Linked DNA regions of Homo sapiens: regions 2 and 3 are each linked to region 1. The links are chromatin loops, found by intact Hi-C in ENCODE. Cell type or tissue: endothelial cell of umbilical vein. All regions are shown on one strand.

Region 1 (8,000 bases):
AAAGGCAGGAGAGTGGACATATATTTTACTAGCATGGATTGTGGCAGGGGTACCATGGTTCTGGCTACATATGTTTGAGGAGCTTGGAGTTCATAAAACAGAGGCAAGCCAGAGCTAGAGATGTAGCTTAGGGTCAGATATGTTAAAGAAAACATTCTTTCATTTTTCCATTTTTGCCTTTTAGTTTTTGAAAATTTTACAGATAATGTTACAGGGATAAAAGAAATTGAAAAAGAAAGAAAAAACCATTATACCATCACTAAAATATATAAACACTTTATTTTTCCCTGTTATCAGTCATTACCCACATTTATACATATCATATAGGGAACATAAGGTTCATATAATTTTCTGATTTCTTTCTCTTAAAATGACATTGTAAATATATACACTCATATTTAATATATGGAAAAATGCAAAAATGACAAGGAACATTTAAACGTGTAAATCTATGCATATAGAAGTCATTTGTTCATTTAACAGTAGGTACCTACTGGTAGTAGGTACAATTCCCTGCTTTGATGATCAACAGTGAAGAAACCACACAAAGTTCATGCCTAAGGAAGATTACATTCTCTAATGGGTTCAACTCCAATGATCCATACATTCTTGTGTCCCTGGGAGAGTCTCACCTTATTTCATTGTCTCATTATAATTATTAATAGCTCTCACTCTCAAGAGTGTCTCAGTTTGGATAATACATTACATAGTCACCCTGGACATAATAGAGAATATAGAGGTGAGGACATATATTAACTGCAGAGTAATAAGTGCTATAAAAATATCCATTCCAGCTGGACACTGAAGATGAAAAAATAGAAATTTAAATGTTTTTAACTTAAAAATAAATATCCTAAAGTAAGGTGACAGTAATTTGGGGAAAGGACTTCTTTCAATTGGGTGGTCAGGGCAGTTCTTTCTGAGGGGAGCACAGAATGAATGACAAGAAGGAGCCAGTCGGATAAAGAGTGAAGGTGTAAGCATTGTAAGAACAGCAAGGGGAAACGACATATCCAGAGGACAGAGAGAGGCAGTGTGGATGAAGGGCAGTGTGCAGGGATGGAAGTGGCCCAAGGGGAGGCAAGGGCTAGGTTTTTAAGGCCCTGCCTGTCGTGAGGAGGAGCTTGGGTTTCCTTTGAAATGCAATGGACAGTCTTTAAAAGAGAGCAGAGTGACCTCACTTACTTGTCTGTGCCAAATGTCTTCAAACCCATAGGCCAGAAAATCACTCTCTGATGAAGCTCTCATATTTAAAAATACTGTGTCTCCTCCAATAAAGCCACAGACACCAGGATTCTTTGGAAAAATATGTTTTTTACCAACACTGGAATGAAAGATAAATTATTACATGAAACATGAAGCTTAAAGTTCTCAGAAGCAGATATATTTATAACTTTTTCCCCTAACGTATTGAAAGATAAAGTGCTGAACTTTAGAACTTTATAACAGACTCACAAATAAATGCAAGGCTTCATGAGTTTTATCAAGCTCTCCTCTTGTCATCAGTGATGGTAGTGAAGGATTATACAGTTTGAAGGTAGTTGGGACAAGTCTCCCGACAAGGGAGTGGTGACTTGGGACTAACTAACTGAAGAGGGAGGGAAGGGCAAGATGCCAGAAATCTGGTGGAAGACCTTGGTAGTAGGTATTCCAGCAGCTTCCAGATTCTTTCTGAGGCAATTTAAAGAGATGCAGCTCAGAGGTGCAACTCCATCCTGCTAGGCTTGGTCTTCTAAGGCCCAGCACTTGGCCACACAGGTTATGCAGCACACCAGAATGCCAGGCTGTAAAAGCTAGATCGAGGGCCAAATTCCAGGTCACACCCTGCTTACCAAACCATGCCAGCTCGAAGGGACACCTCCTCAATTCAGCTCTGCTTTACCTCTCTGCTTATGAATTCCAAGCTCCTGATACACATCTGGTCAGAACCATGGTACCCCTCCACAATCCACGCCAGGAAATTGGATGTCTACTCCCTGCCTTTCTTCCCATTGTTTGGGGACTTTTCCTTAGTTCAGCTGAAGACGGGGTCCTTGTCACACGGCCACGAAAATTTAGGCTTGCAGATTATTTGAAGGGTGAGTAGGGCACGGTTTTATTGGGTGAAAAGGAAGAAAAGGAGAAAAGAGACACCTAGCAAAGCAAGAGAGTGTGCTTCCTGCCCGTGGGCTTCTCAGGTACCACCGAGGAAGAGGAGGGGCAAGGCTCCTCTCCCCTGCAAAAGCTGGACGTTCTGTGGCTCCACCCCACTGCGCGCTCCTTCCAGTGTGCAGGTCGGTCGGAGGCTCTGCCAGGGAGCCCTTCCCACCTGGCTGTCTCACCATGGCTTTGGGAAAGGGCTGTGCCCAGAGGGGATTCTTTTCTATACAACACAAAGGCTTTGTCTGTGCTCAGCAGCCGTGTGTTTAGGACATTTCCTGGGCCTTATGGCCTCTGACAGTCATCCTTTACTGTCTAAATCTCTTAGCAGATGCACCCTCACCAGCTAGCCAATTCTGTCTCCTGGTTCTCACCCTGGGTATGAGACTATGCTGATTTCTTGTTTCAGCAACATCCCGGGCATAAAACAGCATTTTTTGTTATTTACTCACGTAAATAATCAGTTGCTGGAGGCTGTTCTGGAAAGCAGGACACATACAGCACACATAGGAATGAATCCATCCAGCACTGCTCCTCCTTGGAGCCAGGAGTCCCATTAGGGCTTCATCATCTCCTCTGTCACCATTTGGTACTTTTGGTTCTTTCTGTCTCCCTCAAGACTAGTTAAGACAGCTAATGTGTGGATGCAGTTTCGAAAACAATACTTTTCATAGCAGTGGTTTGAGCTAATGGTGTTTTTCATCTCAAAAATGTTTTACAAACATTAATTAAGCTTATGTAGCTCCCTGGTGGGCTTAGGCAGAAAGAATGCCCAGAGAGAGAGAGTTTCCGCTTTTCCTCCAAGCCACAGAAAGTCCTCAAGGAAACAGAAGGCCTGGGGCTTCAGCCCAGCAGTCCTTTGCTTGAAGAAGACTTAACATACCTTTACAACTTTCCTGATGCTCAGAAAATGAAGTCTTTTGTGATACTTCATAAAATGAAATCTCTTAGAATGCTTTGGGTTTTTTTGGGGGGGGGTGTTGCGGGGGTTTGGTTTTTGTTTTGTTTTGTTTTGTTTTGACAGAGTCTCACTCTGTCGTACCTAGGCTGGAGTGCAGTAGTGCAATCTCGGCTCACTGCAACCTCTGCCTCCTGGGTTCAAGTGATTCTCCTGCCTCAGCCTCCCGAGTAGCTGGGATTATAGCCGCCCACCACCACGCCCAGCTAATTTTTTCTATTTTTAGTAGAACGGGGTTTCATCATGTTGGTCAGGCTGATCTCAAACTCCTGACCTCAGGTGATCCACCCACCTCGGCCTCCCAAAGTGCTGGGATTACAGGCGTGAGCCACCGCGCCCAGCCCCCTTGGAATGCTTTGTAAAATGAAGTCCAGCCTGGACCACCTGTCAGAAAGTATTTTTTCTTTATTGTTGTGGCAAAGTATGTATCTATTGATATATTCTTAGTGAAGCAGGGAAACAGAAACTGCAAACCTAAACCAATTCAATAAAACATTACTTATTTCTCAGTAGGAAGAGGGAAAAAAGCTAGCAAGCATGAGTAAGAAGGAAGGATATGAGAGAATAGGAGATTCTTAAAGGCATTCTTTTCATTTCCTTCTTCTGACGCAGAAATCCAAACAAAAGCTTTAGAAGAAACACCTGGAAAAATAGTATCTCCACTTTGAAAATGCAGAAATACAGGCATAATACAATGGTGAAATTTATTCATGGTCATTCTCATCTCAATCAATGGTTCTCAACCAGGTGCTATTTTGCCCCCCAGGGACATCATTTTACAATGTCTAGACATTTTTGGTTGTCACCACTTGGGGAGGCGGTGTAAGGGTGGGCAAGTGGAGTGATACCGGCATCTAGTGGGTAGAGGATAAGGATGCTGCTACAAACATTGTACAATGCACAGGATAGCTCCCATCACCAAGAATGCTCTGACAGTGGTGCCAATGTTGAGGAACCCTATTCTAAATCATTGCCTTGTCAGAGATGGATCTCCAAATCAAGTTGGAGTTTGTGGTATGTCATCCACACAGTTGACTCCAACCCACCCAACTCCAAGCAGGCTCAACATGGTGATGTTTCCCACTACTTGCTCTAGGATACCTTCATTAGGCCTGAAGACCCAACCTGTGCACAGACTCTAAACTCAAACATGTACCTAGCTGCATTCTTGATTTTCTCACACAATCATGGCCATGCTTATATTTTGAAGTGATCCAGGATCCTTTTACTTTTTCTTCTAGTTCATTAAGGTGTAATTGACAAACAAAATTCATATATATTCAAGCTGTACAATGTGATGATTTGATATAGGCATACACTGTGAAGTGATTATCACAAATTAACACATTCATCGCCATATCTAGTTATCTCTGTGTGTATATGTGTGTGTGTGTGTGTGTGTGTGTGTGGTGAGGACACTTAAGATCTACTCTCTTAGCAGATTTCAAGTAAACAAGAATGTATTATTAACTGTGATCATGCTGTATGTTAGATCACATACAGCTGTATGTTACACCATGCTGTATGTTAGATCACATAAGTTCTGGTGAACTTACTCATTTTATAACCAAAAGTTTGTACCCTTTGACCAACATCTCCCATTTTCCTCACCTCCCAGCCCCTGGCAACCACCATACTACTCTCTGCTTCTATGAGCTTGACTTTGTTTAGATTCCACATATAAGTGAGACTGTAGGAAAGTTTAAATTTTTTCCCCTGAAGTTTCAGTCATTTGAGTTTATAAAACAAACTGATAATAGATTATCGGGAAAAACAGGCATACAAATTTTATTGTGTGCACATGTGTATGGAAGTCATACAAGCTCAAAGAAATGGCTAGAGGGTTGACACTTTTATACCATCTTGAGGTTACAGCAAGAATGAGGACTTGGATTATAGCAAAACAGGTTATGGTGGCAAGACAGGTTATGGGACAGAGAGAAGAGGAGGCCTGGCTAGTAAAGGTGGTCTTGTTATGCAGATGAAATCTCACAGATGAAATCTCTCTGAAATCCCTCAGAGAGAAGAGATGGGAGCCTGTGATAAATGTTTCTGCAGGGCCTTTAAAGTGTCAAGACTCCCAGGTGATCCTTCCTGGATCCAGAGGGAGAGAGTGGGGTGGTGTTTCAAAGAATACATGATAGCATCTGTTGTTTACTTCATTTTACTCCCTCTACAGTTGCAAATCTCCTTCACACAAGATAGCTTTGCAGGCCACTTCTGTTGGCAGGCCCTGTGAACAGCCACCTCAAAATATGTCAAAATATATATTAAAATTTTTTTTTAATTTCAATACCTTTAGGGGTACAAGTAGTTTTCGGCTAAATGGATGAATTGCATGGTGGTAGTCTGGGATTTTAGTGCATTCATCACTCAAGTAGTGTACATTGCATCCAATATGTAGTTTTTCATTCCTCATCCTCCTCCTACCTCCTCCCTTCTGAGTCTCCAATGTCCTTTATACCACTCTGTATGCCTTTGCATACCCATAGCTTAGCTTCCACATATAAGTGAGAAAATACGGTATTTGGTTTTCCATTCCTTAGTTAACCTCTCTTAGAATAATGGTCTCCACTTCCACCCACGTGTGTATATGTGTGTGTGTGTGTATATATATATATATATGTATGTATATGTGTATGTGTGTGTGTGTATATATGTATGCATATTGTATATATATATATGTATATTCCTACCAGCAGTGCATAAGCACTCCCTTTCCACCACATCCATGCCAACATCTATAGTTCTTTGAGTTTTTAATGTCCATTCTGGCTGGGGTAAGGTGTTTTGCCATGTTTCCCAGGCTGGCCTTGAACTCGTGGTCTCAAGCGATCCAGCTACCTCGGCCTCCCAAAGTGCTAGGATTACAGGCATGAGTCACTGCACTGGGTCAAGCTATTAATCCATCTTGAGTTAATTTTCGTATGTGGTGAGCAATAGGGATGCATAATATTTTGGGGTGAGATATTTTGGTTTCTTTCAGATCATACAGTAATTGTGTCTAGTTTATTTCACTTATCATAATGTTTCCCATATGGATAGCAGGATTTTCTTCTTTTTATGATCAAATAGTATTTCAGTGTATTTATTTATGTAATTAATTTATTTTTTGAGACAAAGTCTCACTCTGTCACTCAGGCTGGACTGCAATGGTGCGATCTCGGCTCACTGCAACCTCTGCCTCCCAGGTTCAAGCAATTCTTGTGCCTTAGCCTCCTAAATAGCTGGGATTACAGGTGCCCGCCACCACACCCAGCTAATTTTTGTATTTTTAGTAGAGACAGGGTTTCGCCATGTTGTCCAGGCTGGTCTTGAACTCCTGGCCTCAAATGATCTGCCTGCCTCGACCTCCCAAAGTGCTGGGATTACAGGAATGAGCCACCACACCTGGCCTCATTGTATTTACATACCACATTTTCTTTATTCATTCATCCATCCATTGACAGACACTTAGGTTGTGTCCATATCTTGGCTATTGTGAATAATGCTGCAATGAACATGGAGGCTCAAGTATCTCTTGGAGATACTGATTTTATTGTAATAGCAGAGACATAGATCAGTGGAACAGAATAAAGAGCCCAGAAATAACCCCACACATGTACAGTCAACTAGTCTTTGATAAGGGTGCCAAGAATACATGATGGGAACAGGACAGTCTCTTTAATAAATGGTTTTCGGAAAACTAGATACCCTCATGCAAAGAATAAAATTGGGGTTTTATCTCACGTTATATGCAAAAATTAACTCAAAATGGATTAAAGACGTAAAACCGTAATACTCCTAGAAGAAAACACAGCAAAAGCCTTCCTTGACGTTGGCAGTGATATGTTTAGATATGACCGCTAAAACACAAGCAACATAAGCAATGAACAAGTGAGACTACATCAAACTAAAAAGCTTCTACACAGCAAAGGAAACAATCAGCAAGGTGAAGCGGCTACCTCCAGGCTCCTTTTATTCAGAAAGGCATACACATTTCTGCTCAAATATTTTGCCAGTTCATTTTATTTGAGTAGAAACAGTCAAATGCCACATAAAGGAAAGCCCCCTCTAATGAACCCTCTGAAGCACATCATGTTAACTTTCCCATGCTAACTAATGTTGAGAAAGAGGAAGTTTTGCATTTTTTCCTTTGCCCCCTTGTTACAAAATCATCTGTTGACCTACAACCGGCGTTCTGCTTAAACGATTGTGTGCAGTGATCTTTAGAAAATGCAGTAGAGGAGAGAAAGGGGTCACAAGGGGAAAAAGATAGATTCACTTAAACTGCATGCATAGAAACCCTCCTTTTTTCTTTACAAGTTTTATCATGAAGCAAAAATATTGAGAGATAGTAACGTCAATCAAAATTACAATCAAGTTAAACAATCTGGTGCATTCATCACTTTAGTAGTGTACATCCCTGTTTGTATTTTTCATTTCATTTCTATTAAGATTTAGTACACAACCTAAAATACAAAGACAACTAGGACAAAATTCCTGCCTTTGAGCTCAGTTAACCATGGGAAATAAGTAATAAAACAACTTAGACAGGAAGTATAATGAAGGTTACCAGGGACTGGAAGCGGGGGAAGAGTTATTGCTTAGTAATAGAGTATTTTGGGGTGATGAAAAAGCTTTGGAAACAGATCATGGTGATGGTTTTACAACTTTGTGAATGTAACTAATGCCACTGAGTTGTACACTTAAAAATGGTTAAAATCACAAATTTTATGTTGCACATATTTTATCACAATTTCTAAAATCAGAAAACCCTCAACTATCTGTGAAGTGTGACAACAGCTATAGATGAGATATACGTTAAAGATCTTGAGTAAACAAGAGAAATAATCTTTTAAAAACAAAATGTATTGAGTTTCTACTTTTTCTTAGGCACTCTACTAGGCACTTAATATACAGT
Region 2 (8,000 bases), 57 kb after region 1:
GGTGATTTCCACAGACTCCTCAGTTATCCTGTAGTATGGCCATAAGCCTCCCCACTCAAAGACAAATGTGCATGGCTCTTCTTTGTGTTCCTATGGAACTTGATTAGTTCACCCTCAATTAAGTCATGCTTACCTAAACATTCTAGTTGGCATGCTGTTTTCAAATGTAAGTTTATTATTATTCAAATATGGTGAGGCCAACAGATCCGATTGCCATTGAAAAGATGGTTGGTTACACTTCCAAAGAAGATGGAGACGCCATGCCAGTCAGGACCACGTGGAGTGTAAGAGTTCAATAAAAGAAGTGGTTGAGGGTATGGGCTTTGGATTGGTTGGTTTGTATCTAGAAAGACACACTTGCAGGTGAGCCCTTCACTATCTCTAGGAATTGACTAGCCCTGTGAGGGGCTGTCCCTCCAGGGTCGGCAAGGCTCAAAAACGTGAAAGCATCAGAAACACAAGACTAATACACAAACCCAGAGTAGATAGCTACCGTTGCTCTTCCAAAATGACTTACACATGTCTGGTGGCCTGAGGCCTCAGTTCTTCTCCACATGAACTTCTCCACAGGTCTTAAAATTTTCCCTTTCTGAACAAGAAAGACATAAATGGAAATGGCCAAGCAAGATGGAAGACCCTGAGTGAAGTGCATACTGAGGTTTCAGCAACTCTTGTCACACCCTGCAGGTTTTGATAGACTAGAAAAATGACAAGACTCCAAGTCCTTGAAGAGGAGGAAAAGTGTGAAGAAAACAAAAAAGGGAGATTTATGTCTGCTTCACCATTTTGCCCAAGACTTGACCTGTCATACACTGAAGGTACTTGAATGTTTATAATCATAAATTGCTTATTTTAAAATTAAAACTCTAATCTTTCTATATCATTAGACAGGCTTTTTCCCCAATCAGTCTGGATTGTCAAGACTTCTCTATATAAGCATCATGCTTTGTGATGAAGGATGCACTCATTCAATCAGTATTTATTGAGCACTCACCATGTGCCAGGCACTGTAATCAGGGTTGGGGAAAAAATGGTGAAAAAACAAATATGGTGTCCTCCTCTATAAAGCTTACTTGACACTCTAACAGGGAAGCCAGAAAATCAAGTAACATGAAATAGATGTGAGACTACAACAGTGATAAATGCTGCAAGTTACAGTAAGGAAACGAGTCAGGGAAGAGGTAGTTTTTCAGAAGGAAGTTAGAAGGAGGGTAAATATCAGACTGTTACTGGTGGAGGGTGTCCAGGTTCTTGGCGTTTTGAACAAAGAATTGGACAAAACACACAAAGCAAGGAAAGAATGAAGCAACAAAAGCAGAGATTTCTTGAAAAGCAGAGCACACTCCACAGGGTGGGAGCAGCTTGAGCAAGCAGCTCAAGAGCCCAGTTACAGAATTTTCTGGGGTTTAAATACCCTCTAGAGGTTTCCATTGGTTGTTTAGTATACGCCCTATGTAAATGAAGAAACTAAAGTGAAGTTACAAAGTTATTTACTCGGTGTACATCATATGTAAATGAAGAGGATAAAGTAAAGTTACGAAGTCATTGTATTAGTTCATTTTCACACTGCTGATAAAGGCATACCCAAAACTGGGAAGAAAAAGAGGTTTAAATGGACTTACAGTTCCACATGGCTGGGAAGGCCTCAGAATCATGACGGGAGGCAAAAGGCACTTCTTACATAGCGGCGGCAAGAGAAAAATGGGGAAGAAGCAAAAGCAGAAACCCCTGATAAACCCATGAATCTCCTGAAACTTATTCACTATCCCAAGAATAGCATGGAAAAGACGAGCCCCCATGATTCAATTACCTTTCCCTGGGTCCCTCTCACAACACATGGGAATTCTGGAAGATACAACTCAAGTTGAGATTTGGGTGGGGACCCAGCCAAACCATATCAGTCATTTACTCATTGTATGCCCTATGTAAATGAAGAGGCTATTTCCTGTCACAGCTGAAGTGTTTCCATTTGATTTAGTTCTAGGAAGTCCTTAGGTTCTCTGCCTTCAGGCCCTATTCTCCTGCCTCAGTGGTAGTCCCCAAAATAATATAGCTAATTACTATGCTGAAGCTACCCAGGATAACAACATGTTTTGAGGTGGGAAGGAAGACTGTGAGTAAGGTGCAAAAGTCTTCCATCAATGTTGGGGAGTTACCAGGAGGTCAGTAGGAGAGACAGAAGGTGGGACAGGGATGAAATGGCATGAGCTGGAAAGAGGTTTTTTGTTTTTAATAAGAGTTCTAATAATACCATAGAGAATGTTCAGGAAGAGGCAATGAAGAATAAGGGAAAATACTAATCGTGAAAAAATGAATGCAAACTTTATAATTTTCTAAAATGCCCATGGGCCTCCCCATGCCCCCACTGGAAAGTTAAGGCAATGTAAAACTGATCTATGAAAGGATTTGGAGTTGTTCCACAGAGCATTCAGAAGCTTTTTATTAATCATTTATTCCCCATCTCTGCCCTTCCTTCCTATGACCTCATGCTTTGTCTATTCTCCCAATAAGCATGTTTCTGAAATATATGTTTTCCATTCCAGGCTGACATTCATAATTCTAGTGCCTTCTAGTGCACAATTTGTTTCCCATTTCAGTCCACTTCTTTCAGCAAATAGATTTGCTTTCAGAAGAGCAGCCTTAAGGAACAGCTAGCATAATATATGGTCCATCAACTAGAGAGTGTATTTCTCAACAGCCCACTCATATTTCATAAATCACAGAGCAATTATTACAACTGATTTACTCAGAAAATTTCATTTTATTTTCAATTTAATTATTTTGATTGATAAAAGTAAGATGGTTAATGGCTCCTTTTCTTGGAACTCTTAAAACACAAGTATATAATATCTAGCTTTCTAAACTAGTGAAATTCATGGTACATTGCATTTGTGTTGTGAAAATCATCATTTTTGAAGCTAAATTAGCCTCTCTACCCACTGAGAGAAGGTGCTCAACTTGAAGAGCCTGTGGCAGAAATCTCAGCTAAAATAAATTTAGCCCCTCACTCTCTTTCCCAGTGAATCTGATATCTCTATCCAATACAACGTCTGCAATTTAAAACATGTACACAAAGATAATTGGAATTTTCAAAGAAGCAAGTAACTTATCAATGACTGGAGATGCCTGTTTAAATGTTCTCTCACCTTTATATCTTGCAGGAAGCTCTTGTTTGACCTTCTGAAAAAAATCTTGAAGTATCTATGAGAACAGCTATTATATGAAGCAGAGATTATAATAGATATGGAGTTTAAGTTGCAGAAAAAGAAGACTGAATTATTAAATGGGACATCAGAAAATAAAAGTCTTTCCTTTTATCTAGTTTGGAGGACCTAAAAAAATCAATAGGCAGAAATTTACATAATCCTTATTAGATTCCACGAGCTACAAATGTACTATTAGTACAGATTGATATGAAAGAAAGATTAGTTATGCTTATGGATAGGTAAGAAGAGACACTCTTGCAAAATGGTAGATTGAAACACCCACTGAATCTTCCTGGAAGTGTGTTGAAATCAGTTAAAGGGTTAATGACACAAATATGAGGATGATTTTGTAAGGGTATGATGAAGGGGGCAAACAGCCTAATCAAAAGAAAAAAGAAATAGCACATCATGCAAGGTTATCGACACTGTTCTCAGTAACCTCTTGCATCCCTGCTGGAAAGAAACTAGTAGGGTTAAGTCAAGAATTTCCTATTGTGAAAGGAAGAAGTGACCATTGATTTGTGCCTTGTCACTCAGGTTAACTGCCAAAGAACTTTGCTCATCCAGGGGTGCATAAATGAATGCCATGTGCTACCAAAAAAAAAAGTAATAAAGGATTAAATAAGGCCATGGAAAAATGAAGCAAACTGTCACCTGGCAGTGTCTCAAGCCTGCAAACTTGATATCCCCAACTGCATTCCAAAAGTAGGGTTCAGAGACCACAAGTGCTACAGGCATGGATGAGTTAATATTTATATCTAGGAAGAAAGGATTAGCATATGCCTTCCAAAGAATGTTTCAGCAAATGCATGCAGCTGCCTGGGCATTCGCAGTTGATTGAAATGACTCAGGGGTCAGGTTTTGGTGGCCAGGCCTGCTCCACCTTTACTGGAATGCATGAGTCATGTGTTAGTCGGCTGGGTGAGAAGACTACACTGGCTTTGCGCATTCTTATATTTCTCACAATCCAGACAAAGCAACCACATGACCAGATTCCAACAAGACTAACAGTCAGATAAGGAGGGAAAGTCATTGAAATAAACGAGAGAAGAGAAAACCTAAATGTGTTTTAAACTTCTAAAGCGAGAACTGAACAATAAACAGTTTTCTACAACAGGGCTTCTATAAGACCAGTAACTTCTATGCTCCCCAAAAAGTATTTATGAAACTATTTGAGTGGTTTTACATCTTGATTATTCTTCCACTTAAATATTGTCTTTAAATGACCTGCCTGGGTGCATGTCCAGAATGGAAATAGCAAAAGTTAGATGTCTTACAGTCCAAGCTCTACAAGTCCTAGCTATGTGACCATGTTGGTTATGATTAGACCAACTGCATTTGGTCTAATCCTAACCTCTGGGTGTTTTAATAAACTCTGATAGCCTCCAGGGATTATTAAAAAGTCCAGAGGTGAGGCCAGGCATGGTGGCTCACACCTGTAATCCCAGGACTTTGGAAGGCTGAGGCAGGCGGATCACTTGAGGTCAAGAGTTCGAGACCAGCCTGGCCAACATGGTGAAACCCCGCCTCTACTAAAAATACAAAAAAAAATTATCCTGGCATGGTGGCACACACCTGTAATCCCAGCTACTCGGGAGGCTGAGGCAGGAGAATTGCTTGAACCTTGGAGGCAGAGGTTGCAGTGAGCCAAGATCATGCCACTGCACTGTAGCCTCCTGGGTGACAGAGTGAGACTCAGTCTCCAAAAAAAAAAAAAAAAAGGGCCAGAGGTGGTCAGTCCAGGCCGATGTAGTACCTTAACAAAGTCACTGGGCAGTCAGAGTCCTTCTATCTGCTTCACCATTCTCATACATACATGGTTTGCATCCTCAGTGTCACAATATGGCTACTCTGGCTGCAGCCATCACATCTACATTCCAGGGAACAGGAAGGTAAAAGGGGTAAGGCAAGAAGAGGCACGTCCTATTCCTTTCTAAGGAGTCTTTCCGGAAGTGACACCCAATAGCTTTCATATTGGACAGAATTCAGTTATAATGCCATGCTTAGCTGGGAAATATACTCTTTTAGTTAGGCTGCCACCCTGAAAAATATCAGGACTCATTGACTAAAGATGTAAGGAAAAGTGAATATTAGGTAGGCAACAAGCAGTCTCAGCCAGAGTGACATTAAAGTCACCACCATCTTTGAGTCCATTGTCTGTTCATTTATAAAATGGATGTAAAATTTATAAAATGGATAGGCAATGCCTACTTGACATGATTGGTGAGGTGAAAAACACTATACAAATATTAGCTGATAACAGCCCCCAAAACCTAGCTTAGAATAATAGGTATCCAAGTGTACATTCAGTATTACCCCACTTTCTGGAAAAATCAAGTCCCTAGTCAGATAAGAGTTCAGAGACTCAGTTTTGCTTCACTACCTCATCCTAGTCCTACTACCTGGACATCTTCTCTTTTCCTTTCTTACAAATAACTTGAAGAAATAGCTCTCTTTCTTCATTCTGTCTTCCTAGTTCTCTAGTGTCTCCATGACTGGGCCCAGACTTGCTCTTCCCACTCTATATTGCCATCAACCTTTAAAACTTGAGGATCTCTCGTTTTTTATACAAATCCTTTCAGTGTTTTTTAAAAACTCACAAGTCTTCATAGGATCATTACTTTCTCATCTCACCTGTATCTTTTGCATTTCCTGGGAAACTGGACACAAGAACTTAATAGACATGTGCAATGTAATGTGTATTACTATGTAGGGGCAATTGCATTGGTCCCTACTTAGAAATGTGGTAATGACAACTAGTGTGCTTTATTCACCACCATTATTTCCACCTGGTGTTTATTTATTTATTTAGTTTAGAGACGAGGTCTCACTATGTTGGCCAGGTTGGTCTTGAACTCCTGGCCTCAAGCAGCCCTCCTGCCTCAGCCTCCCAAAGTGCTGGGATTACAGGTGTGAGCCACCAAGCCTGGCCACCCACCTGGTGTTCTAATAAGTTTCAATCTGCATATTTTAAAAGACATTTCGCATTTAAATTCTTTAATACTCTGTAAGATACACTCTTCAGGTCTCTCATGTAGTGCTAAGAATAAGTTAACATTTTACAGATGTGAAAATTTTAGTTTCAGTGATTAAGTGAATTGTTTCTGAATTTAAGTAGCTCATCCAAGACCTTCCACGCTATAAGCAGTAGTGCTAAGATCTATATCCACCATCCGTTTCCAAGCTCAGGCACTTTTTCACCAGAATAAAAATGCCCAATTTCTACTTAAGTCAATGCAAACCACACTGCTCTATTTTATGGTGCATTGAGAAAATTTAAGGTTTAAAACTTAGAAGTCTAAAATATGCTTCTATCATGATAAACTATACTATTAGCACTCATGATTTCAAACACTAAAATAAAAGGTGGTGGTGAGATAAAAATCCATGCTAGTCATTTATTTATAAAGCTTTATCCTACAGTAGTCTGTTCGACAGACAGGTCAATCAATCTTGACTATAATGAAGAATCTTGCTTGTCTTAAGAATAGGTATGTAGCCCAGACCAGGTTTTCCTAAAAAATTATCTTCCTGTAGGTAGCTTTATAAGAATAGAGACATTTTAAATTTTAGAAGATTTTGGAATGTCTGGTGAAATTTCAAGCCACTAAGGTTAAAGTAATTGTTTTATAAAACAATGCCTTTGCAAATTGGCATCTAAAATTGGTATATTGATGAGGGAAGGAAGGTTCTAATCTAATGCAGAGGCTGCTGAAGAGTCGGCATACAGAACTGACTTCAAGAATGCCTGAAGCTAAATGTATTGATTGAAAAGGTCAGCATATTAGCAGAAGCATCCATTAACCCAAAATAGTGAGCGAAACCAAGGGGAAAATGGAAAGCTCTTAAACAATGAAATGGCTTTTGCCTTCCTGAAATGACACCTGACTATCTATGTCTCCATCCCTGGAGCGTTTTCACCAGAGCCCTAGGATTCTGAACTAGGGTGGCTATCACTGCATGAAAAATGAGAAGTCCATTATGGAACACAGGTAAAATGTGGAAGGCTTGTTGAAGACTCACTAGCATGAAAAAATAAATGAATCACTTGGTCGTAACAATAATGAACAGCTAAGAACATAATAAACTACAGAAAGTGACCACCAAGCAAAGTTAATATTATACATAAAATGCATAGTGTCTTACATTTTAACCAAACATAGCCGGATGTATGACAGGATGCAAGAACCACCTGTGGGAAACAATTCATAGCCACACAATCCTTGCCAGGATAATTACATTGAACTGTCAAAGGCCATGGTTTTGGCCTTCCTTGGGTCTTTGTGATTTTATACAGACATAAGAGACTGGCAAGACACTACTGGAACCAAACCATAGTTTTGCTGATTAAAGGCTAAAACAGGCTGCCCTCCATTGCTTCTACCTCACTGAGGCCCCAAAGACCTTGATCTCTAGGATCCAATGTTTACTGGGATTTACCACTGATGTAGCCAAACATATGGAATTTGGAATCATGGCTTGCCTATTGGTCTAGATGGGAAGATAAGCCGGATGCTGTGGCTCATGCCTGTAATCCCAGCACTTTGAGAGGCTGAGAAGGGTGGATCACTTGAGGTCAGGAGTTTGAGACCAGGCTGGCCAACATGACGAAACCCCGTCTCTACTAAAAATACAAAAATTAGCCAGGTGTGCTGGTGCATGCCTGTAATCCCAGCTACTTGGGAGGCTGAGGCAGGAGAATCACTTGAACCTGGGAGGCAGAGGTTGCAGTGAGCTGAGATTGCACCACTGCACTCCAGCCTGGGTGATAGAGTGAGACTTCATCTCAAATAA
Region 3 (8,000 bases), 90 kb before region 1:
TTGAACCCAGGAGGCAGAGGTTGCAGTGAGTCAAGATCATGCCACTGCACCCCAGCCTGGGCAATAGAGTGAGACTCTGTCTCAAAAAAAAAAAAAAAGAAAAAGAAAAAAGAAAAAAAAAAGATATAGGTTTCTTTTGGAGTGATGAAAATGCTCGGGAATTAGATAGAGGTGATGGTTGCACTAAAAGCCATGAATTGTACGCTTTAAAGTGACTAAAATGGTGAAGTTTATATTATGTGAATTTTATCTCAAGTTTTTTAAAAAAAGGTTACATGCAAGAAACAAATGCCTGCCTAGCAAGCCTTCTTTGTCCTTCATTCTTTCCTTTGCCTGGGCTATTTAGAGAAGCTTGTGTTTATTTACTCTGGCCCAGGCATGATTTCCCTGGTGGGCTGGTTTGCACCTATGGGGTGAATTCTGGCAGCCTTCTCCCGGGGTGCCCATTGCAACCTAGAGGCCTAGTAAAGTGCGTGGCCATCCCTATGCAAAAGCCAGATCCTATGTGCTTGCACGATTGCCCGCATTTGCAGCATCTTGCTTGCATTAAAAAGGCAGTAATATATGGGCTTTTAAAACCTTTCAACCTGAAGCATCATTGGCCTCTTCCCTAGATGCTCTTGGTCAAAAATTTCTGCCCTGTTGAAGATAGCAGTGGTTCTCAAAGAGGTGTGGGTAACTGTGTGTGTGTGGGGGGGTGTTGTGCCCCCGAGGGGACATTCCACAAAATCTGAAGACAGTTTGGTTGTCATAACTTGGGATATACTACTGGTATCTAATGGGGAGAGGCCAGAGACGCTGCTACACATCCTGCAATGCACAGTGAAACCACCTTTGCAAAAGCTATAACTGCGTGAACTGTAAGAGTGAAAGAGATCTGACCTAAGTGACTCCATCTTGCTTTTAACTTTCAAGCTGTTCTTGTTCATTCCTGAACATAGGCCAAACTGACTTTGGGAGGAACTTAGTTTATAGTTTAACTTTGAAACAAAGACGGTAACAGCCTTTTTCCAAAACAAACCTCCTTCCTGCCTGGGGACTAGACTGCCTTAGCAGGAGTAACAAATTAGCCACAGGATTAAAAATTATGGTTTTAAGAGTCGCTGTTGTAAAAGTTGAGATCGGTGCTTGAGATATTTTGCAGACGCTGCATTCCAATGCATCAGCTGACGCCACCCAGATTGATAAACTGTCTCATCTGGCTTTGTGGCTGCCACTCAGGAACCGACTCAGCACCAAGAGGACAGCTTCCACTCCCTATGATTTCATCTCTGACCTGACCAATCAGCACTCCCCACTTTCTGACCCCCTACCCACCAAATTATCCTTAAAAACCCCGATCCCTGAATTTTTGGAAGACTGATTTGACTAATAATAAAACTCCGGTCTCCCGTACCACTCTGGTCTCCCATGCAGCCAACTCTGCGTGAATTAAACTCTTTGTCTATTACAATTTCCCTGTCTTGGTAACTTGGCTCTGTCTAGACAGTGGGCAAGGAGAACCCATTGGGCAGTTACAGCAGGACATACCCCCAGGCCCCCAACGAAGAATTATCTGTCCCCAAATGTCAATAGTGCCAAGGGTGAGAAACTCAGGATTATAGTATCATTGATATCATATAATTGAAAATGTTAATTACTGTTTATTGTGGGCAATGTCATTGAGACAGGTCCCATTCTCCTGATCTCTGTGAAGTGTGATGCCACTGCCCTCTGAAACAGCCCTGAGGAGAAGGTTCCGGAACTCCATAGGGAAATCAAAGACTTCAGCCTTGTAACTTATTTATCCTACAAAGATGATATCCCACGTGGCCCCAGGGTATATACACATCATGGAGCTATAAAATGAAAGTTAATTCCTCCCTGTCCAGCACTGTGGTATCCACAGGCTGGTCTGCATGGCAGACACAAGCAGGTAAGAAATTAGAACATTATTCACAACATAAGAAGAACATGATCTATACAGGAAAGAAAGAAAACACATTGTTCTTACAACTTTTCTCTGTAATAAAATACAGAAAAATAAACCAATAATTATTAATAATTTTATCATTAAGTTAATAATTTTATCATCAGTGCATCTCTTCATATTAAGGCTTATTTACTGATTTTTACTAACCTATTTTAAAAAGGGTGATCCTTTTGTCTTGCAAGGGAGACACTGGCTGTATAGATGTTTCATTTTCTTAAATAACATTCTTTTTTTTTTTTTTTTTTTTTTTTTGAGACGGAGTCTCTCTATCCCCCAGGCTGGAGTTCAATGGCACAATCTCGGCTCACTGCAACCTCTACCTCCTGGGTTCAAGCAATTCTCCTGCCTCAGCCTCCTGAGTAGCTGGGACTACAGGCAGACGCCACCATGCCCGGCTAATTTTTGTATTTTTAGTACAGACAGGGTTTCACCATGTTGGCCAGGCTGGTCTCAACTCCTGACCTCAGGTGATCTGCCCACCTCGGCCTCCCAAAGTGCTGGGATCACAGGTGTGCCCCGCCCTTAAATAATATTCTAATAGTGGTAAAACAACTACTTTTAAAACAGGCACCGTCTTGAGCAAAAATCAGATCCTCCATTTGAAAAGCCTTGTCACAGTCTTTCTTGAAGACAGCAAACACATAAATCAGCAACAGATTCTTACATATTATCCTTATTATCCTGCGGAGAGAATACATGTTCAAACAGCCTTAATTATACTTACACATTGCCTTAGAAAATACTGTAGGGAAAACCTTGAGTAATTATCCAAGCGGTTTGCTGCTGGAAGTTTCACTCCTCAAAAAACTATGCTTGGCCTCTCCCTAGTTGCAGGAAAAAGCCACAATTAGGAGATGTCATGCTGAACACATTCTCTGACGATCTGGTGGTCACACTAGAAAGGGGTTCATTTTAGTTCCTCTGCAATATGCTTACCAGATTGATTTGGACCTACCCCTTCAGCAGGATACTTTTCAGCAGTGGCCATCCAAAATAAATGGAAAAACCATATTTGAGGTCAGGGACACATGCTTACCTGGGTTCACTCACACTGAAAATGTCAGGAAGTGAAATTCACATCTTTCTTCATCTAGGGGACTGGCCAAGCTTTCCTGATAATAATATGCACTTCTGGGAGGCCACTGAGGCCAGGACTTCATATGTTTGTGGTTGGAAAACTATTGCTACAATCGAAAGCTATGTGTTGGGAAGAAATTAACAAATACACATGAGCGTGGGTGTGTTTCTCAGCAGGGAAACCGACTCTGTGCTGAAATTCTTGTGTGGAAACATCTGTTTCTAACCATTCTGAGATAGGAAGAATGTGGACACCGAGCATGTGGTTCCCTTGGAAAATGCTTGCCTCACAGTCTTGACCTAAGAGATGGCATCTGGACTGGGGAGGAAACAGAAGTGATCCTGGAATCACATCCTCTTAAAAACAAAACAAAACAAAACCCACATCCTTATGCTTTTTTGAAGGGTTTCTTCACAACATAAAAATTATCCAAATTTCTCCTCAGTGTTTATTTTTTTAACCCCTTACCCAATTTCCCCATGGTTAACATCTTACGTGACTTGAGTACCTTTGTCAAAATTAAGAAACTGTCATTGGTGCACTACAATTAACTAAATCCCAGACTTTATTTGAATGTCACCAGTTTTTCCACTAATGTCATTTTTCTGTTCCAGGATCCCACCCAGGACACCACATTGCATTTAGTCGCCATTTTTCTTTGTCTCCTTCTTAGCTTTTGATGACCCTCCTCTCTTCATTTTCACAGAGACAGTAGCTTCACAACAATTTCTTAAGCAGCTTCCCTAAACATACAGGAGCCAACTTTTCAATTGTATCCATATCTAAAAAAAAAAAAAAAAAAAAACAAAAAAAAAAACCCTGCAGAAAAATTGGAAAATTCAGCCAAAAGGCTCTCCTGGCTGCCGTTTTTTATCTACATAAAACCAATCATAATCCATTTAACAAATTTATTTTCCATGATGTTATTGGCTATTCTCCGTAACTCAACATACAGCTGGGTCCATTTCATGGGTCAGAACAAGAGGTTATCAGGTAATACGAAGGACCAGAGTAGGAGAAGCAAGTTCTTAGGAACTAGCCTTCCAGACTGGGAAAGAACAGAAATTTTGACTAGATCAAGCTTAAGTGGATGAGGGGACATTCAGATAGCTGGATGACCATATCCAGAGAGTTGGGCTACTGACCATTTGGGAGACCCCAGGCATGTGGCATCAGAAAGTGGAGCAGACACTAGGAGCAAGGGAGTGGGCTGGTAGTGGTAGGAAGGTAGATGGATGGGCAGGTGGGTGTCTGAAAGGGCTAGGAGAAATGCAAAAGCCAGCAGGTGATGATAGGGAGGTTGCTAGAAAGGGCAGGAAGGACATCAGCTTGGGCCCACACTGCGTACAAATCAGAGCCAGGGTCCTGGTGGACTTGTTATCTCATACACACAGTTCTAGCCTAGATTTCTCATGTTCTGAGTGGATTTGATGTTTTGGAATAAACTGGCAAAGAGTAGTGATCTCTAAACACTTTGCTGCTTAAATCCATGTGAATTTAAAAATTTTATGCCACGTTGCACCATTACACAGTGGTTGACACCTTCTAAAATGGCCCCCACGATTCCCCGCTCCCAGTGTTCATGCCCTTGTGTAGTCCCCACTTTGAGTGTGGGCTGGACCTAGTAACTTGACATTGGCAAACAGAATGTGGCACAAGTCATGGGATATTACTTTCAAGATTAAGTTCTAAAGAATGTTATTTCAGCTGTGCTTTCTCTCTGACTCTTCTCATTTGTTCTCTCTGGTGAAGCAGGCCATCATATTGGGAACTGCTCTACAGAAAGGCTCATGCAGCAAGAAACAGAGGGTGTCTTCTGGCCAATAGCTAGCTAGGAATGGAGCCCTCAGTCCAACAGGCTTTGAGGAAGCGAATCCTGCCCACAACCACTTGCATGAACTTGGAAGTGTCTTCTCCCCCAGCTTAGCCTTGAGATGATTATAGCCCCTGCTCAACACCTTGATTCCAGCCTTGATTCCGTACAGACCTTAAGAGACCTGAGCCAGAGGACCCAGCTAAGCCACTCCCAGATTCCTGTCCCATAGAAACTGTGAGGTAATAAATATTGTTGTTTGAAGTTGTTATATTTTAGGATTATTTGTTATGCAGCAATAGGTGACTGATATACACACTAAAGTCATTCCACTCTTAGGTCAGTGGTATAATATTATGTCATCGAGTGCAGCAAAACACAGCTGTGAGGGCAAAGTGTTAAACTTGAACTCTAGTCCCTAATGGGTAGAGAGGCACCCTGAGGTAGGGGGAAAGCAACCAACCATGACACACAGAAGTGAAGGCTACTGAGAAATGAAAGAGAATCAACCTGTAGCATGGAAATGGGAAGTTCATTATTTCCAGCAAGAAAACAAAACGATGCAAACTGGGCACGATAGGGGTGGGCAGAAGTAAGCAGAAGAACAAAGAGTGGTGGTAAGAATATCAGGTGGAGTTTCCACTGCAGTAGGGAAGGGGCACTGGAAAGAAAAAGATCTAGTGTTCTAGGAGCACTGGGGATTCATGGAATAAAATGGTGATTGTGGTTTCAGATTAAACCAAACCATTTCCTATACAGCAGAGAAAGACACTCTCCTGTCTTCACTCCCCACTCCACCTCCGCCAGTTTCCTTTCCCTAAAGTGAGATTTTAGAAATACATACTTACAGGCAGTAAAACCAGGGAATTTGTAAAACTTTTAAGCTTGATTGTAGTCTAGACATAATATGTGTTATGTTTTTTTAAAATCAGGCTTGTATTAGGGTCAAATGATATGTGTAGTCCATAGATTAGGTATTCAAGGATAATACAAATGAAATATTCTAGGCAGTCATTACACTCATTAGACACTTGCCACTCAAAGTGTGCTCCATAGCTTTCTTCCTTAAATCTACACTCAACATACTTCACCAGCCAGGCTAGAGGATGCAACTCTATGATTATTTTAAGTTTACTTCATAATCTTGCGATTTCACCTGAAGCAAAGATACCAGCTTTTCTCTCAACAGCCAAATCTCCCACACTCTCATTTTCGATAGTCACAGCAGGAGTTTGAGTTTCTCTTTCTAGAAGGATCTCTGGCTGGGACTTGCTGTTCCTGTACAGCTTTTAGAACCTCATGCATGCACTTCTATTTAAAAGTTGTCTGTCTACAAATGCTTAAGAGAGCAGACAATCTGGTTTATCCTTCCCTTTTAGGTAGTTTGTGCTGGAAAGAAATTTCTATGTTTTTGTGACAAGAGGAGACAAGACCCTACAAAAAGAAGGCATGATAGAAGATAGGTTGGGAACAAGGTCAGTATTCAGCTCGTAAGCACCAGCATGTCTGACTGGATGATAAAATATTGAAGTACAGGACTTCAGTGCCGGTTAGGCAATGAACACTGCCCTGAGCCACCTGGGGGCCCCCTCTGCATGACTCAGCATGCATGGCCTAGCAGGGTTCTTCAGGACAGCTTAACTCAAGGGCCATGATATTCTATGTGTTCTCATTTTGTGTCCCACACTTGGTGAATCCTGGAGTAGTTTATGCTTAGGAGTCAAAAGACCCGGGTTTTATCTGGCTCCACTGTTTGCACACCTCATCACAAGGTCTTAGTTTCTTCACCTACAAAACATAAAGTAACTGTTAAATCAACTGTTTCTAAAGTGTCTTGTGCCATAACAATAAAAGCTACTGTAGCTTTTGAGTTTCTTGTCCAGTTATAATAATGGGCTCTCACATCTTCTATCTGCTAAGGTGCTTTCTTGTCCCTTAGGCCTATGGAGTTGCCCAGAAAATTCAGCTATAGTTTTGTAGCTAGCATAGAGGATTGGGAGGTTGAGGCTTCCTCTTCAGGGGTGGTTGTGGTTGTGGTTGTTGTAGGGATGTTTAACTCTTTGTCACACATCTCATTTTGGAAATACATTTTCAAACATGCTGCACATTTGCCCATCTTCTCAAAGAAGGTGTCAAGCATTGTTTCATCTGCTGTGTCTCAAGGCACACATCATGATCATCAAACATTGCCGTCTTTCCCTGGTGTTGGTCTCCGTTTAGGATTGCGAGACAAAATGAGTATGTCCAAAGCATACTTAGTTAAAAATTATTCACTATTTATGTGAAATTCAAACTTAACTGGGTTTCCTGCTAAATCAAGCTAGTCTAAGTCTCCGCTAGCCTCTTCCATTTCTAATGTGTTGCCTCTAATCTGTGGCAGGGTGGGGTTGAAAATGGAGCTCGAAATTATAGAGTTGCCAAGAGTATAAAGTTCTCAATTCTTTTCCATTTACACTCACTTCTCTATAGCTTCAAATATTATCTGTCTTCTTACCAAACCTATTTTCCCAACTCCTCTCCCCTGAGTTCTAGGACTCTTGGACCCAGTAACCTCCTCACCCTGATGAGCTGGCAATTGAGATCTCAAACCTGGATTCTTTTTTTTTTTTTTTGGAGTAAGTCTCACTCTGCTGCTCAGGCTGGAGTGCAGTGGTGCAATCTTGGCTCATTGGCTCACTGCAACATCTGCCTCTTGGGTTCAAGTGATTCTCCTGCCTCAGCCTCCCGAGTAGCTGGAATTACAGGTGTGTGCCACCACACCCAGCTAATTTTTGTATTTTTAGTAGAGATGGGGTTTCACCATATTGGCCAGGCTGGTCTCAAACTCCTGGCCTCAAATGATCTTCCCACCTTGGCCTCCCAAAGTGCTGGGATTACAGGTGTGAGCCACTGTGCCCCGTCCAAAGCAGGATTCTTGATTCTCCCTACCTCTCCAAGAATTCCCCCATTCCACCAGTTTCTCCTGCTATATTCTACATGTCAGTACGTAGTACTGAGCACCAACAATCTAAGAGCCATCTTGGATGCTGATCTGTTTTGTCCACATATTTTCTAGTCCATCAACTTGTTCTGGTGGCTTGTAGCTCTCTCTCCAAACATTTCTCCAATGCCTCCTTTCTTCTCCATTCCTACTGCTA

The links. Hi-C counts contacts between places; a loop is a spot of excess contacts. Peaks named below come from ENCODE experiments on the same cell type or tissue, not always from the same donor. Only the 100,000 strongest peaks of a DNase experiment are listed, where the experiment ranks them.
Region 2: a loop joins it to region 1, with 8 times the contacts of the local background. A loop is called at or near these places in 4 of 110 quality-filtered maps.
Region 3: it touches region 1 in a loop (15-fold over the local background); 5 of 110 quality-filtered maps call a loop at or near these places.

The regions. Positions count from the first base shown.
Region 1 is chrX:13,338,022-13,346,021 of GRCh38, forward strand. It overlaps LINC01203 (long intergenic non-protein coding RNA 1203), which reads left to right. Exons shown (of 7, transcript NR_045260.1): 6 at 1,905-2,078; 7 at 3,710-3,804. Among named protein-coding and RNA genes, the nearest start is that of LINC01203, 6.8 kb to the left of the region's middle. In endothelial cell of umbilical vein, no CTCF peak of the experiment used is centred here; a DNase peak (open chromatin) is centred at 3,640; H3K27ac peaks cover 2,657 bases.
Region 2 is chrX:13,394,575-13,402,574 of GRCh38, forward strand. The region is part of intron 1 of LOC124905248 (a long non-coding RNA gene); the gene reads right to left. Among named protein-coding and RNA genes, the nearest start is that of LINC01203, 63 kb to the left of the region's middle. In endothelial cell of umbilical vein, no CTCF peak of the experiment used is centred here; DNase peaks (open chromatin) are centred at 2,507 and 4,087; H3K27ac peaks cover 3,507 bases.
Region 3 is chrX:13,248,179-13,256,178 of GRCh38, forward strand. No RefSeq gene overlaps it. Among named protein-coding and RNA genes, the nearest start is that of LINC02154, 51 kb to the right of the region's middle. RefSeq lists an enhancer at 6,135-6,254. In endothelial cell of umbilical vein, no CTCF peak of the experiment used is centred here; a DNase peak (open chromatin) is centred at 3,303; H3K27ac peaks cover 1,189 bases.